Linked DNA regions of Mus musculus: region 2 is linked to region 1. Evidence: chromatin contacts called from ENCODE Hi-C or POLR2A ChIA-PET data. All regions are on one chromosome and are shown on one strand. Each heading gives the region's core, a stretch centred on a gene start or an enhancer-like site at or near the end of the contact. The rest is flanking DNA. Distances are from core to core; before and after follow the strand shown.

Region 1 (7,220 bases), core at 1,510-4,009:
ATATAAGTGATATAGGTTTAAGATACTACATTTTGTAAGATTTATTGACAAAGCTATTAAAGCCACTCAGCTTGACCTCTGGTACAATGCTGAACTAAGGAACTGCCTGGGAAACTAAAATATATTTAACCGAAGGATCATTAGTAGATTCCCCACAGAACCACATAACCACAGCCACTAGAACAGCAGCAGGGCAGTGGAGGGAGGAAAATATTCAGACACCAAACTTAATAATAGATCTAAATTTTTGTGGAACTCAAACATGTAGAATGAATGAGACTTCGTTAGAAAAGAAATGTATTTTATTACAAATGCCAAATCATGTGTAGGACCCTAAATGTGGTTGTTCTACAAGGCCAGGGGTTCTGGAGTTGAAGCCAGGTATGATCTGTGATTTCCTAGACTCTGTGCATTGCTGTGATAGATATGCTCCTGTAAGATTACAGGGTCCACAGAACAACTTGTTTTGTTAAATTTATGCCATCTAAAATAAATGTGTGATACAGAAAGAGACATTGTAGCAGTGATGATGCTCTAGGAATCAAGCACTAATGAGGTAACAGTACACAGGAGGATCACTGACAGAGAAGAAAGTCTAAGCCAAAGAAAGCAATGAGCAAAGAGCTTCACCCTATGGGAACCACAGAGCTATTAAAATCCGAGAATCCAGGCTAAGGTCATCACGCTGTCATGCTAAAGGCTCATCAACCACAGGACAGCTATTTTATTGCTAGGAAATTGCTAGACAATTGTGGCGTTCACCCGGAGGAAACGCGCAAATGCCTGAGAACCTTTCTCCGACTTTCAATAGCCTCTTCTACCTCACCTCATCTTCTTCTCTCCATTATCTCTCCCTCTTCTACACCAGGGTTCCAACCACATGTAACCTATGAAACAGCACAGTGATTTAGATGAAAATTCTATGACAGAGGTGATTTCATAACTAATGTCCATCAAGAGGCAGGCATCGCACACTTTCTAGTCCAGACTTTCAGATTTATGAGGCATAATGTTAGCAATTAGTCAGCTGTCTTGACTCAGGGATGCTTTGAAAGTCAAATTCATGGGCTAGTCTGGAGACAACTGTGATCTCTTATTCTGATGAAGAAAACACACGCTGGAACCTTCCTTCTCCCAATTCACTGAATGGTACAGTCTCTGAATCATGAGTTTGCTGTGGGCAGAGCAGAGTCTTGGGCATCCTTATGCATGACATTAGACAGATGTTCAAGAGTGGAGAAAAGGAACAAAGAGAAGATGCTACTCCCTTTTCCATTTTCTGAGGTCACATTAGATGCCTGCAGAAACGTATTATATGAAGAGGTGTTTGGTGTTCACCATCTTAGAGACTGAAATTTCAGGCAGAATTTGGAAAATTGCTAACATCTCAAAGGAGAGTCAAAAATAACAAACTTGGGAAAGAAAAGGTATTGGAATGATACTGGCTCTGAGTCCTTTGCTGACTTGAGTAGCACAGAGCTAGTTGAGATCTGTATGCCTTTCCAACTCCATTCTATGCAAATTTAGTGAGAAATATGGATAGCCCCAAGTATCTATCCCTCCAGGGATATCTATGAAAAAACTAAGCTCACATTTACATCCACAACCATGGTTAGCAACTGCCTTGTTTATGCTGACTTACAGTCATCAGCACAAAAAGTGTTCAGCCCGAGTCCTGTGGTCACTGTTCCTGGAAGGAAGTGATTTGAGGATGTACACAAAGAAAGAGAACTTTTAGTATATTTTAAAGCTTCTACATTTCAGCAATCTGAAAACTTCAACCACAGTATGACGATTCGTTAGCTAAAGACTTAAACTGTTAACGCACTTAAGATTTACAACTTCAGATTATTTTAACTTTTCAACTGGAAGAAATAACTTATATTCCAAACCCCAGAAACTGTTGGCTTTAAAGTGAAACCGGCTCCACCCTTAAGGATACAAAGCCACAAAATTAACTTCAAACCAACCCATAAAATAGGCATGGTGTGAGCTCCCCCTACTGGTACAACATTATTCCCACTTCAGGAATCAAACCAGGTTATAGTTTCTGGGACTAGCTGGATAAAACAAGAATTGCAATTTAGAATTCAAGAGAAGAGAAAGCTAAAGGAGTTTGTGAGAACCAAAAACAATCAACAAAATATAAAAAGCACCTCCCCTAACTTTAGAATAGTCTCCACGAAAGACAGCAAAAGACATGTTTATAAATATTTGAGTCAACCTGTAAGTCCCCACCCAGCATCAGACACCCATGAGTAAAATAAACAACTGTCATTCTCAAGACAACCAAGTTCACATTCGCATGCAGACAGAGAAGCCAGCAGAGCTTAATTGAAGTGATGCTTACACACTGACAATGGATCCCCTCCCTTAACAGCACATAAGAAACGCTGCAGGCTTCAGAGAAATAAAATAAATTATGTAGCACCACGGAGGCTGAACAAAGTCTGAGGGCCTTGGGGTTTTCTGCACTGGGAAATGACTTCTATATTGTTATGTGAACTGGGACAATGAAGGGGAAAGCTGTAAGTTTTATACTTCAAGCCACTCAAATTAGTTGTCCGCAGAGCAGAAAATTCAATGTGCAAGAATCAATGATAAATACAGGTAAAGTGCTACTGTGGGGACATTCGCAATAGCAGCACAACGGAAACGCAACAAAGGTGTTGAGGCTGCTATGCTGTTATAGAGAAAATATAGTGTAAGATGGCACTCCTGCTCTGTCTCGATCAACAAAGGGAGCTGTTCCAAGGTGTCTGCTATATTTGTACGGCTGCACTTTGATTATAACTGATTCTGTTATCACAATCTGCTACATAGCCTACATAGCACATAAATGCATAAAGCCATTTAAAAGCCAAATTACTGAGTTCCCTGTTATTGTATTTTACCTTTTACTGCCATACCGGGGATGATGCTGAAACTGTTGATGATAAATTTCAAGGAGTAAATGAAAAACAAAAACGTCAGACTACACAGGCTTTATTGAAAAGCAACCAACTGAAAACTCCTAAGCACGTCAGTGTGTTTGCATCTCAAAGTCTGAGAAAATTGCCTTCGATGAGTATATTGGGCTCAGCACGAGGGCTTTGGTTCTTAAAATGGTGCTCTTTATGAAGTATATTTGTGTTTTAAAATTAAACCAGTAATGTTGATTTGTGACGAACATGGATGAGATAAAGACGCTATTGACATCCTTCCTACCCTTTCCACATACTTTTCTTTTGTTCTGAGTCAGGCAAAGACTCATTGCACAGACTTGGATAGTGATGTGAACTTGATCCTCATGTATCTACCTCCTGACTATCCATGTTCTTCCTTACTTTGGCAAGTAACACTTGTTCACACCCATACTAGCATCTAAATGGACAGAAAGTATTTGTTACCACCTCACTGGCCCTTTGACCAACACTCAGGTTGTGTGGACTCACTCTGCCTTGTTCCACTGTGGCAATCTTTGTGTTAGTATCTTGCTTCAATTTTGCTTCACATACAATTTATTCTCCACCTGGAGGCCTGAACAGTATTTTAAACATATTAAAAAAAAAAGATTGCCCTTAAAACATTTTAATGACCCTGGTGAAAATACAAATTTTTTTTACGACTCAGCTGAGGGTTTTCTGGTCAAGTGCTGTGGTGCTGAACTCCCTCTGCCCTGTATTTCCCAAGGAGCTCGCAGAGTGTATTAGTTACTTCTCTATGACCATGATAAGACACTGTGACCAAGGCAACGTACAGAAGGGACTTTACTGAGAAATACAATTCCAGAAGGAGAAGAATCCATGAGAGGAGTGCAGCACAGATGCAGGAGGCAGAGAAAGCAGGAAGCAGAGAGAGCATACCTGAGTGGGCATAGGTCTGAACTCTCTTTCTGGTGACATACCTCTTCCAACAAGGACACACCTCTTAGGACCTAGGACACACCACAACTAGGACTTAGCCCAAGGATGCACCAATTAGGAACTAAGTATCCAAATGCCCAAGACTACAGGGCATGGAATACAGGTGACTACACGTAGGGACTTGGCATTTGTCGGGAGCATCCTGCTTCTGTACCTTTACCTGCTATTTCTCTTTCTCATAATAAAATTGAATTTTTTCTCCCAAGAGAGATACTTTGTCTTATAGCACCTGTTTTATTTTCTGTAAACTAGTTGTTACTCTCTGAAGTATTCTTACTCAGAGTTTTTTCTTGTCTCTTAAACTTGGTTGGCACAAAGTATGGCATAGCCAATGTCACCAATACGAAGAAAGTACAAAGAAAAATAGAATGCATATTATATAATCAATAATACTACCAGATTGTGTGTGTATGTGTGTCCTTCCATGCATTCTTATGTCCAAGTCACATCACACAAATTTGCTGATTTATGAAAATCTATTTAATAGTAATAACTACTCCCAATCACATTAATAATGCTTAATATGAAATATTGCAACATTCTATTTTAATTTCCCAACTTATGGCAACAACCTACACATGAAACAATGAAGTAAAAAGAAATTTCAGAGCCCAAGGAAGCTAGCTTTGTTCCTCACAACATATGAAAATGTTTAACAAATACTGTTGTGCCTCTTCTTTTAACCATCGAAAATAGAGATGATCTATGTTCCCTGAAGAATCATGCCAATTACTTAATACACGACTATAAATAATCAGACCATAATATGCACCCATGTGTTTTTACTTGCCCAATCTGAAGGTATGGTATCATGCTTAATATTAACATACTATTTGGATGTAGTCTCCCCTCCCCCAGCCTGAAACCTGCTTGCTCGGGGTGGAGCTTCCTGCTCATTCGTTCTGCCACGCCCACTGCTGGAACCTGAGGAGCCACACACGTGCACCTTTCTACTGGACCCGAGATTATTCGGCGGGAATCAGGTCCCCTCTCCCTTCCTTTATAACTAGTGTCCCAAGAATAAAATTTGAGCTTTGATCAGAATGAATTTGTCTTGGCTCCGTTTCTTCTTTCGCCCCGTCTAGATTCCTCTCTTACAGCTCGAGTAGCCTTCTCAGTCGAACCGTTCATGTTGCGAGCTGCTGGCGGCTGCAACATTTGGAGCACTTTTTTATTTACACTTTTGCCATCCCAATAACTTCAAGAAGTATTAAATAACCATTGTATTTTTCTTCCACATGGTATTATACTAGAGACACAAAAATTAGAAGGTTTTTCAAAAGTCATTTCATTTTCATTAACTATAAATTCTGTATACTAAGAATGTTAGGAATACTACTTTTAATTTTGAGATATTTAGTGATAAACACTATTCAGAAAATAACAGGAAGATATATCTACATTTGGAGGAAAAGCCTTGGAGCTGGAGATATGGCTAAGTTTGTTAAGGGATGTGTCCCTGATCTCATTCCAAAAGACTAGATCGAAAGAGGCAGATGGAGGGAGATTCCTGGGCCTTTGCCCACAGGTCACTCTAACTGAATTGGCAAACTCCAGGTTCACTAAGAGACTGAAAAACTGAAGTGGGGAGCAACTGAAGATGCCTGACATTGTTGACCTCAAAGTAAAACATATACAAGCACACATCTATGTGCTACTCAGAGACTATGGCAGCAAGTGTGGATATACATAGGTTTCAACTAGACAGGGTCCCAGGGTTGAGAGGGGAAGTGGAGCAGGAGCTCTCTCCCCTTACCAAGACAGATACATAAGTAAATAAAAGCAAATTTTGGAATAAACAAATATATTTGGAACACTGTGTAGAATAACAGAGCCTCTTGTGTAAGTTCAGGTCTTCAGAGTCTTGATCCAGAATGTCATGGGTGTCATTGTGTACAGCTGTTTTGCTAATGAAGACACTGGCTTCTTTTTCCTGATGCTATGGGCAGTGTTTCTAACATGTTTTGTCAGATGGACTTCTTGATTACTGGCTAAAAGAGTTAAAAAATAAAAACTACAAATATGTTGCGTGTAACTAAATAGCTCTGAATGTGAATTTTGGCTAAAATATAAAATGTTTGTATGCCTCCTGCTCATATTACCACTTCACACCCTCCTTCATACCTGATTTCTACAATATCATCAGAGGAGAATTGCCCCACAAATCTGCACAAAGACAAGTAAACTTTTGTGAAATATCTAGAAAAAGGAGAATTATTTCTGTTGTAAGAATATTTCTGTATAGGAATTAAATTTCAAAATTCTAACTTAAAATACCTTTTCTCTGAAGCTTAAGTGGCACTGTCAGTAGGCAGGCCAGCTATTCATGTCTCCACATGCTCTGGAACCCACTGTGGCAGAGAGGACTCTACTTAGAACACAGCAGCCAGAAAACAAATGGTTGGAGCAGGAGTAGTGCTGTCCAAAGTGTGCAATGATTATTGATTCCTTTCAGTTTTTGTTTACTCAAATAGAATGTCTCTATGCTCCTGTGTGGCTCTCAGATGTGACGTCTTTATTCTCATCTTTCAGAATGCTGGGACTTTAGGCCTGTGCTACCATGCCAGGTTTAAACATATGAACTCACAGAGACAGCGGCAGCACACATGGGCCTGCACAGGTTCAAGCTGGATGGGGTCCCAGTGTCCAGACAGGGAAGTGCTTATGAGTCTTCATCCTCCCCAGGAAGCTTTCTCCAACTGATACAAGCTTGCGAAATAATAATAATTATAATATCTTTTACTGGTGTCTCACTGGGAATATTAAGTACACTTAAGGGCAGGCACCCATACCCAGCATAGGTGGCCAACAAAAGTAAATTCAATGGTTACTTTGTATTTATGTAGGCTTTTTGTCTCATATCACATTTTTTTTTCCAAGTGCTGGCTGTTTGACCGTATATTATTGTTTGAAATTTCAGGTTTTCATGAGTTTTGCTTGAGTGTGTTTTTTCTTTATTCTGCTTTCTTGGCTTTTTCTGTTTGCTTGTTTGTTTTCTAAAGAGAAGGAAAAGGTGGAGTGGAATCGGTGGAGAGTTGGGAGGGATTTGGATATATGGGAGGAGTTCAGGGAGGAGAACCAGGGATCAGAAATGTTGTATCAATAATTATTTTCACTTAAAGACAAACTATTAGAAAACTAGCTAGGAAAAGTAAAGTATTTCCACATTTACATAAGAAGTGTGAACTTAGCGCCTTGCTGTTCTTCGTTTTAGCATTTTCTATGCTTGTTATCCAGGAGAATTGTCAAACATGAGAGTTTCCAATGTCTGCAATTGTGTGTTCTCATATACCATCTACAAGCATTTGAAAAAGC
Region 2 (7,220 bases), core at 1,244-3,743, 330 kb before region 1:
ATCTGCATTAAAAGCCTAAAAGTTGGTCAAGTAACATATAAAGGCAGGACTATTAGAATTACACCAGACTTCTCATGTATAAAAGCCAGAAGATCCTGGACAGATGTTATGCAAACCCCAAGAGAACACAAATGCCAGCCCAGGCTACTATACCCAACCAAACTCAATTAACATAGATGGAGAAACCAAAGTATTCCATGATAATACCAAATTCAGTTTCCACATGAATGTTGGCTTTCTATTGTTTATGTTGTTATTGAAGATCAGCCTTAGTCTGTGGTGGTCAGATAGGATGCATGGGATAATTTCATTATTTTTGTATCTGTGGAGGCCTGTTTTGTGACCAATTATATGGTCAATTTTGGAGGAGGTACCATGTGGGGCTGAGAAGAAGGTATATCCTTTTGTTTTAGGATAAAATGTTCTGTAGATATCAATTAAGTCCATTTGTTTCATAACTTCAAAAAAAAAAAAAAAAGCCTAAAAGTTTCCCAACTGCAGAAAGCCTGTGAGATACAGGAGCATCACTTGTTTGGACCTCCTAGCTCTCAAGTACAATTTGGGGAGGACACAAAGGCAGCAAGATTAATCTTTCCTTTTATGGCGATAGGCAGGCCAGAGCCCTAACTTGGCAGAGTAGATTCATTAGGAAAAAGAAGGCTCCTACGGTTTAAATTCCAGTTTCTAAATGTCTCTTGGGAGATGAAGGCTCTCCCTGTATGCTTTCACAATCTGTTGGTTATAACCTCTTCCCTCCATGGCTTTGAAAGTCTCTCCTATTCACAGGATCATAAGGAGACAGCCCTGAGGCAGAATGGCAGGGCTTCCTGGGGCCTGGGTTGGCTCAATGCCATCTACGGAAGGGCTTCCAGCATTAGGCAGGGCAGCCCTTAGATTTACAGATGCCCACCACTTGGCTGAATAACAGTTCCACGCAATCTTCCTGTCCCCAGATAGCCTTTGCTACATAAATTGCATCATTGATGCATTAAAAAAAATTAAGTGTCCTTTTCACGGTAAGGCAACTATTTGAAGGGGAAGATATTCAAAGTTGGTCTTTGTGGCAGCCACTGATAACGTTTCTTTTATTTCACTTTGTAGTTGCAGCTTGAGCAATGAGGGGACATAATTAACATGTCTGTAAGGAGCTATACTTTGCTTCCCACATTTATTGGCATCATTTTCTAGAGACAAACTAGAGATTGCTTTGACAAAAGATGACTTCAAGAACAAGACTAGTTCAACTTTCCATTCTGGTAATTTCCCAAACACCAGGGGCCCTTGGAAAAAGGATGGTTTAAAGGTTGTGTGTGTCTTGGTCAGAGCAAAAGAAAACAAATCCTTCACACAGTTACCTCACTTCCACTAAGAGTTAATAAACAGCCACTGGATTAATTTGCCCTGTCCAGCTAACAGCTGCAATCGCAGCCGCAAGTTCCTAATGAAAAGAGACAAATGAATTTGACTAGAGTGGGTGCCCGCACCTGCTCAGTTTCTCACCCTTAACCAAGTGCATCTAGGTGTTCACTGACAAATGTCCCCAGCTTGCCAGGCACACAGGCATTGCCTGAAGGATGGGGGAGATTCCAATCCTTATGGCCACATTTCACAGTTGCCTGCAGCAGGCAGCTAGAAGACAAAGCTTTGTGTGTGAGAGAGAAGCTTGACTGGCAGGGCAGATGGGAAGATGGCCTTGAAAGCTCGGAGGACTGAGCTCAAGTAGGTGGAGGGGTATGCTGGGGACACTGACCTGGAAGATGAGCACTTTGAAGTGGTTGCGTCGGAGGAGTTGGGCGTGGTTGTTCTCCAGTCTCTTCACCTGGACACACTGCCTCTCGAGGCGCTCCCGGACAGCCCGCGTGTGAGCGCTGACCTTGCGAGACTTCTCTAGCAGCTTGCTCACTGTGTTGCTGGTGGAGGCCTGGTACTTGGAGAGCTTGGTGAGGTCGTTCTGGATGCCCTTCACCGAGCCCTCCAGGTTGATCTGACGCTGTTCCATGTTGTGCTGGTTCTCCCTCACGGCGTCCAGCATGTTGACCAATTTATCCAGGAGTGTGTGCACGGTGACAGCATTCACCTGCGAGTTGTCTCGGATGGCCTCCTCTGTGGACCCCAGGTTCAGGCTGGGGCTCGGTGTGGAGGAAGGCATTGGGCTGGGGCTGGATGGCTTCTCCTGGAGCATGTCTGTGTTTGGATGCTGGAACTTTTCTGCCTGTGCAGCGTCCTCTCCCATGGCTGGGCAGCTAGAAACTTACTTCCCCGCTGGAAACTTCTTGCTCAAGCTAGAAGCACAGGAGGCTGGTTGGTCTGAAGTGAGCACTGCTCTCTAGGGCTAGCAGAGGTTTTGAATAACTGGCTAAGCTGATCAGGGGAACTGCATTCCAGTTGCTCTTAAAGGACCTGCTCCACCCAGTGGAAGGCAAAGGTTACAGGACCCACTCAGGGTTCAGTGACAAGCACACACTTCCTAGCCACACTCCGCACAAGCCCGAGTTCTTTTCTGCAGTGGCTTTTCTTTCCTACACCCCTTCCCTTAAAAAAAAAAAAAGTTCAATGCCATATTTCAATCATGAGTTCATTTAGAGGCGGAGAGAAACATGTTAACTTGGCAGAGCTCCCCAGCCTCTGATTGGCTAAATCTAGTAAACTTTTCTCTGGCTGCTATGTTACAGAGCGCCTGTTTTTTTTCCTGGATACAAGTTATTGTAACAGAAAGGAATTGTTTGCTCTTGCCCCAGAGCTGACTGATAGGTTGCAGAACACCGAGTGCCCTTTAGGGGAGGCGCCGAGTTGAAAGGGTCTGTGACGCCAGGGCCAGGTTCGTGCTATTAGTTTCTCATTTGCAAAGCACAGGAGATTATTCTGAAACTGACAAGGAACTCAGCTTGGTGTCCTGTCCTCTTGCAAGATGGCATGCAATCCAACTTGAAAGAGCTTAGACTCAGGGATGTCAAAGCAAGTGGTGTTGCATACTGTGAACTGTTCTGTAAGAGATGGAAATCTCTTAAATGAATGCTTTCTTAGAAGATGGAAGGCAGAGACCCTCTCCTCAAGTAGTCCCTTTGGAGAAAAAAAAGTGCTGGTTTGTTTCCAGTAATTCTGAATTCATGCAGAGCATTTCTCAGTCCCCATCTTTGCGAGGCATTTATTGACACAGGTCCAGAAGTGTGACTGCAAGCCAGGTTGAGTTGGAGTGGTTCTAACGCTTGACATTTCCAGGTTCTTGCTCAGTGAAGTGGCACACCTGTTCTCACATGTGGCCCTCCTTAGCCGGGCCCTTGGGATGTGGGACTCACTTCCTAAAATGACTTTACATGCTTGAATTGGTCTTAAATGTATCCAGATTGTGAAAGTGCTTTTGGCTGAAGGTTTGTGACAGGCATGCCATGAAGGATTTCAAGAACAAATGTCAGCTAGTACTGGGTCAGGAACTGATCGTGGGACATTGCCTTAACGGCAATACCTCTGTGTATGCCGAAGAAACAGTAGATCTTATGGTGGTATATTCATTGGTTGCCTTACACTTAGTCATATGTAACATTCACAGAGCATGTGCCAGGTCCCTCACTGAGTACCTGCTCATTAGGAAGATGCATTAAAGACATTATAGAGGCTCCCAGTTTCCTCAGATAATTGGTAGATAACACTTAAAGTGAGACCTTTAGGAACCAAGATTACAAAATGCCAAAAGAAGATTTGATTGCTTGTACCTTTTAAGAATTTTTTTAAAAAGTTTCTCAAACAAACAACTTATATTTTGTGTATTTTAGTTGGACACTGATGTGTTAAATATTAAAAGCAAAAACCATGAATCTGGTGTTGATTTTCAGAAGCTTAATTTTCTAACAAAATTATACGATATAATGATAGCACATCTTTTTTACATTTGACGTTTGTGGGCAAATCAGAGAGTGTCATTATTTCAAAAATATCGGAGGACTTTATCAGCTTTTCAAGGGCCTCTCCTCCATGGCGACATCCCAGTCATTGCCGATGAAGCTCTTATCCTGCTGTCACTCACAGAGATTTCTCCTCCCAAATGTTAACTATTACAGCTGCAGATTCTCATCTGTTATAGGAGCTGCCCATGGCTCAAGGGCTCCTCTGACATTACCTTCATCAATTTTTATGATTCCACATTGGAAAATTTGCAATTTCATATCATAATCACTTGACTCTGATTTTGTATTGATTCACATGAATCTTGCATTGCTTTGTTGGATACTGTACAATCAGATAGATCAGTTAGAAGGATGGTGGTGAGATACCAAAGCACAGAGGTTCCTTCTTAAATAAGAAGGTTCTTATGTGAATTATTTGTTTGGTTGAGTCTGGTTTCTCTCTGTAGCCCAGGTTGCTGTAAAACTCAAAGCAGTGCTCTTGACTTAGGCTTCTTAGACAGCATTATAGGTGTGAGCCATCATGCCTGTCTCTGAACTTATTTGTGTTTTAAGTTAATCTTGAGTAACACAAATGGTATTTCAACCAATGGTCTATGGGTTTGTAACAAGTCAGCCTAAGACTCAGTGGTTTATAGTAACAACCACATCACTCACTCATGATTCTTTGGTTGTCTTGGCAACACTCAACTGGAATAGTCATCTTTGCCCTGCCTGCTCTTTCAGCTACAGTTCAAGGTGAGGAATCCAAGATGACATGGCCTTATTTGTACCTGGTGCAACAGCTGAGCAGACCAGAACTCTCTTTTCAGCTATTTAGCGTCTAGAAACTGTCTGATGTCTCCAGTAGGGAAACTAGATTTCTTTATGTGGTGCTTTAAAGTGAGGGATTAAAAGTGAAAGCTATGGACAGTTTTAAGGGCAGGATCTGAAACTCCCAACTTGGCATATCCACAGTGTTCTGTGGCTATAAACCCAGCTCAGATTCAGAGATGAGAAACCGACTCTACCACTTTCCCATCCTCTGGCAAGTATGAGTGTCACAGGAGAGATTATTGTCACCATCTTTGGACAAGATCTACCATGGTGTAAATGCACTCTCCAAAAGGGCTGTTGCACATAAAACTGAAGACTGTGGTCATTGTGGGGATTATGAGAAGCTAACTAAAAGAAACTCTTTTTGTCCTAAAAAATTAATTACAGAATATAGTACCAACCATAAGGTAGAATTTGAGGTAACTCAGAGCATCCAAACTTTTCTTTTGTGTTGCCCCAAACCGAGTCCCATGTCTGTCTGAGAGAAATTGGTGTAGAGCAATCAGTTTTAGAAGAATTTAAACAACTTAAACCTTACATTTTGTGCAATTCATTACAAATTAGGGAGTGTATAGACTTACAATGCAATGAGAAATGAAGGGAGATCTTGAATGTTTCTGAACATGTGAGTGACATGATTAATAACAATTATTGCAGCCGGTAAATGTAGGATGGGGAGTTTATGGTTGACAACACGCATTGAATGTGAAATAAATGCTAAGCCCTGGACTGCACAAAGATGAGCGATCGGCACCTATTTTCTACTCTTAAGCACTTCCTTAGTGGGAAAACTAGGCAGCTAGAGAAATACAATGTCGACATACTGCATAACTTAAGGAAAAGAAAGGTCTATCTGACCTCACAGTCCATCCTGGAGAAGAAGCCATGGGGTATGTACGACTCTAGCCGTGGGAGTTAGAGTAGGAACTAGCTAGTCACATTGCAACCGGAGTGAGGGATCCATGAGAGAGGAAGAGGGGGTGACCTTTGTTTTCTCCTTTTTATTGAGACCAGGACCTGAGGTAGGAAAGGTAACTACCACATTCATGGTATATCTTTCCTCCTCAGCAAACCTCCTGTATCCCTCTCCCTGTACTCCTGAGATGTATCTCCCAGGCGATTCTAAATTCTTTATAGTTTAATCGTGTAAATCCAGGTACGGTGCATAGAGAAAGGTGATTGTTTTCTGTTGCAGCCAACCTATGAGAGCATGCCAGGGTGTGACTAGGACTTCTAATTCTCTGCCTGACCAGCTGCCTACCAATACCTGAGGCATCTAAGTCAAGCAAGCTTGAGAGTCTCTATAGGAAGATGCCTACTTTACTACTAGCTAGGGCATTGATCCCAAGGTCTACATGTTAGCCCATTTCAAAAATGGCAGAATTTTTTGCTTCATTGTGCTAGCATCACAATTAAACAAGGTGGAGGTCAATGTCTCTTTGATTGGTCTTTTCCATTTAGAACTATATAGCAATATTGGAATTATTGGTCCTATTACTATGATAGTGATAGGCACACTGAGCAATGGACCTGTAGTAGTGAAGGTCAGCTTCCAAAGTGACCAGAGAAGCAAAGAAAGCTGAGCTGGCTTCTCAATACATTTCCATCTAAGCTTACATACTAGAGTTTAAAAGTCTTTCTAAAGTTGTATTGTCTCTTGAACAGTAGTCAGAGCCCAGGGGCATTTGAGTCTATTACTGTCTATAACAGTACAATGGGAAGCCCATATATTTTGTGTCACCAAGTTTCATGATAGATTATAACTGAGAGCAGATTTTGAGAATATGCAGTTGCCTTGAAAACACGTTTTAAAGAATTGATTTTAGTAGTCAAAATATGTATTAGAAACCCTCTATTAGTGTATTTAACTTTTATTTATTTTCATTTCTTTTAATTTTGAGATTATAATGTAGTTACACCATTTCCCCCTTTCTACCTCCAAGCTGTCCTTTAGACCCTTTCTTGATTGCTCTTGCCCTACCCCATGGGGGGGGGGGGGAGAGAGAGAGAGAGAGAGAGAGAGAGAGAGAGAGAGAGAGAGAGAGAGAGAGATATCACTCAGTCTGTGTAATGTTACTTGTAAGTTTGTTTGTATGTTTCCAGGGATGCTCATTTGGTATTAGATAACAAACTGTTGTGATTTTTCGCCCCTGGGGAAGCTGTTCTCCCACTCCCAGCATTCCTCAGTTGCTTGTTCCTTGTGCAGGTTGAGGTCTTGTAGTCCTGCTTCCTCTCCTTTGTCATGTCTATTTTCTTACTCCTCTGACCACTCCTCTGACACTGTGATAGTTAATATTATTAATGAGACAGGATCTAGAATCACTTAGGAGATAAGCTTCTGGGAATGCTTATGAGGGATTATCTAGACTAGTTTAACCGAGGTAAGGAAACCCATACTAAAGGTGGGTAGCATCACTACCTTTAAACTGATGTCCTGGACTGAATGGTAAGATGAAGTCCATAGAGTGTAATCAGTGGCCTCAGTCTCCTGCCTCCACAATTTCT

What was found. Hi-C counts contacts between places; a loop is a spot of excess contacts on that map. ChIA-PET counts read pairs that join two places held with the same protein, here RNA polymerase II (POLR2A).
Region 2: a map of heart shows a loop between it and region 1 (6-fold over the local background). The contact joins the promoter of Cavin2 here to the enhancer-like site in region 1. A Hi-C loop is called at or near these places in 1 of 37 maps with a recorded cell type or tissue (heart). POLR2A ChIA-PET finds 5 or more read pairs at or near these places in 1 of 5 experiments (Patski).

What each region holds. Positions count from the first base shown.
Region 1 is chr1:50,957,254-50,964,473 of GRCm38, reverse strand. The region is part of intron 4 of Tmeff2 (transmembrane protein with EGF-like and two follistatin-like domains 2); the gene reads right to left. Among named protein-coding and RNA genes, the nearest start is that of Tmeff2, 33 kb to the right of the region's middle. Within about 2 kb of position 2,759, at least 1 of the 3 ENCODE cell types and tissues checked has a DNase peak (open chromatin) inside an H3K27ac peak, as active enhancers do.
Region 2 is chr1:51,284,399-51,291,618 of GRCm38, reverse strand. Cavin2 (caveolae associated 2) reads right to left here and starts at 2,493. Exons shown (of 2, transcript NM_138741.1): 1 at 1,751-2,493. The coding sequence starts at 2,233. All of the region lies in intron 2 of 9330175M20Rik (RIKEN cDNA 9330175M20 gene), which reads left to right.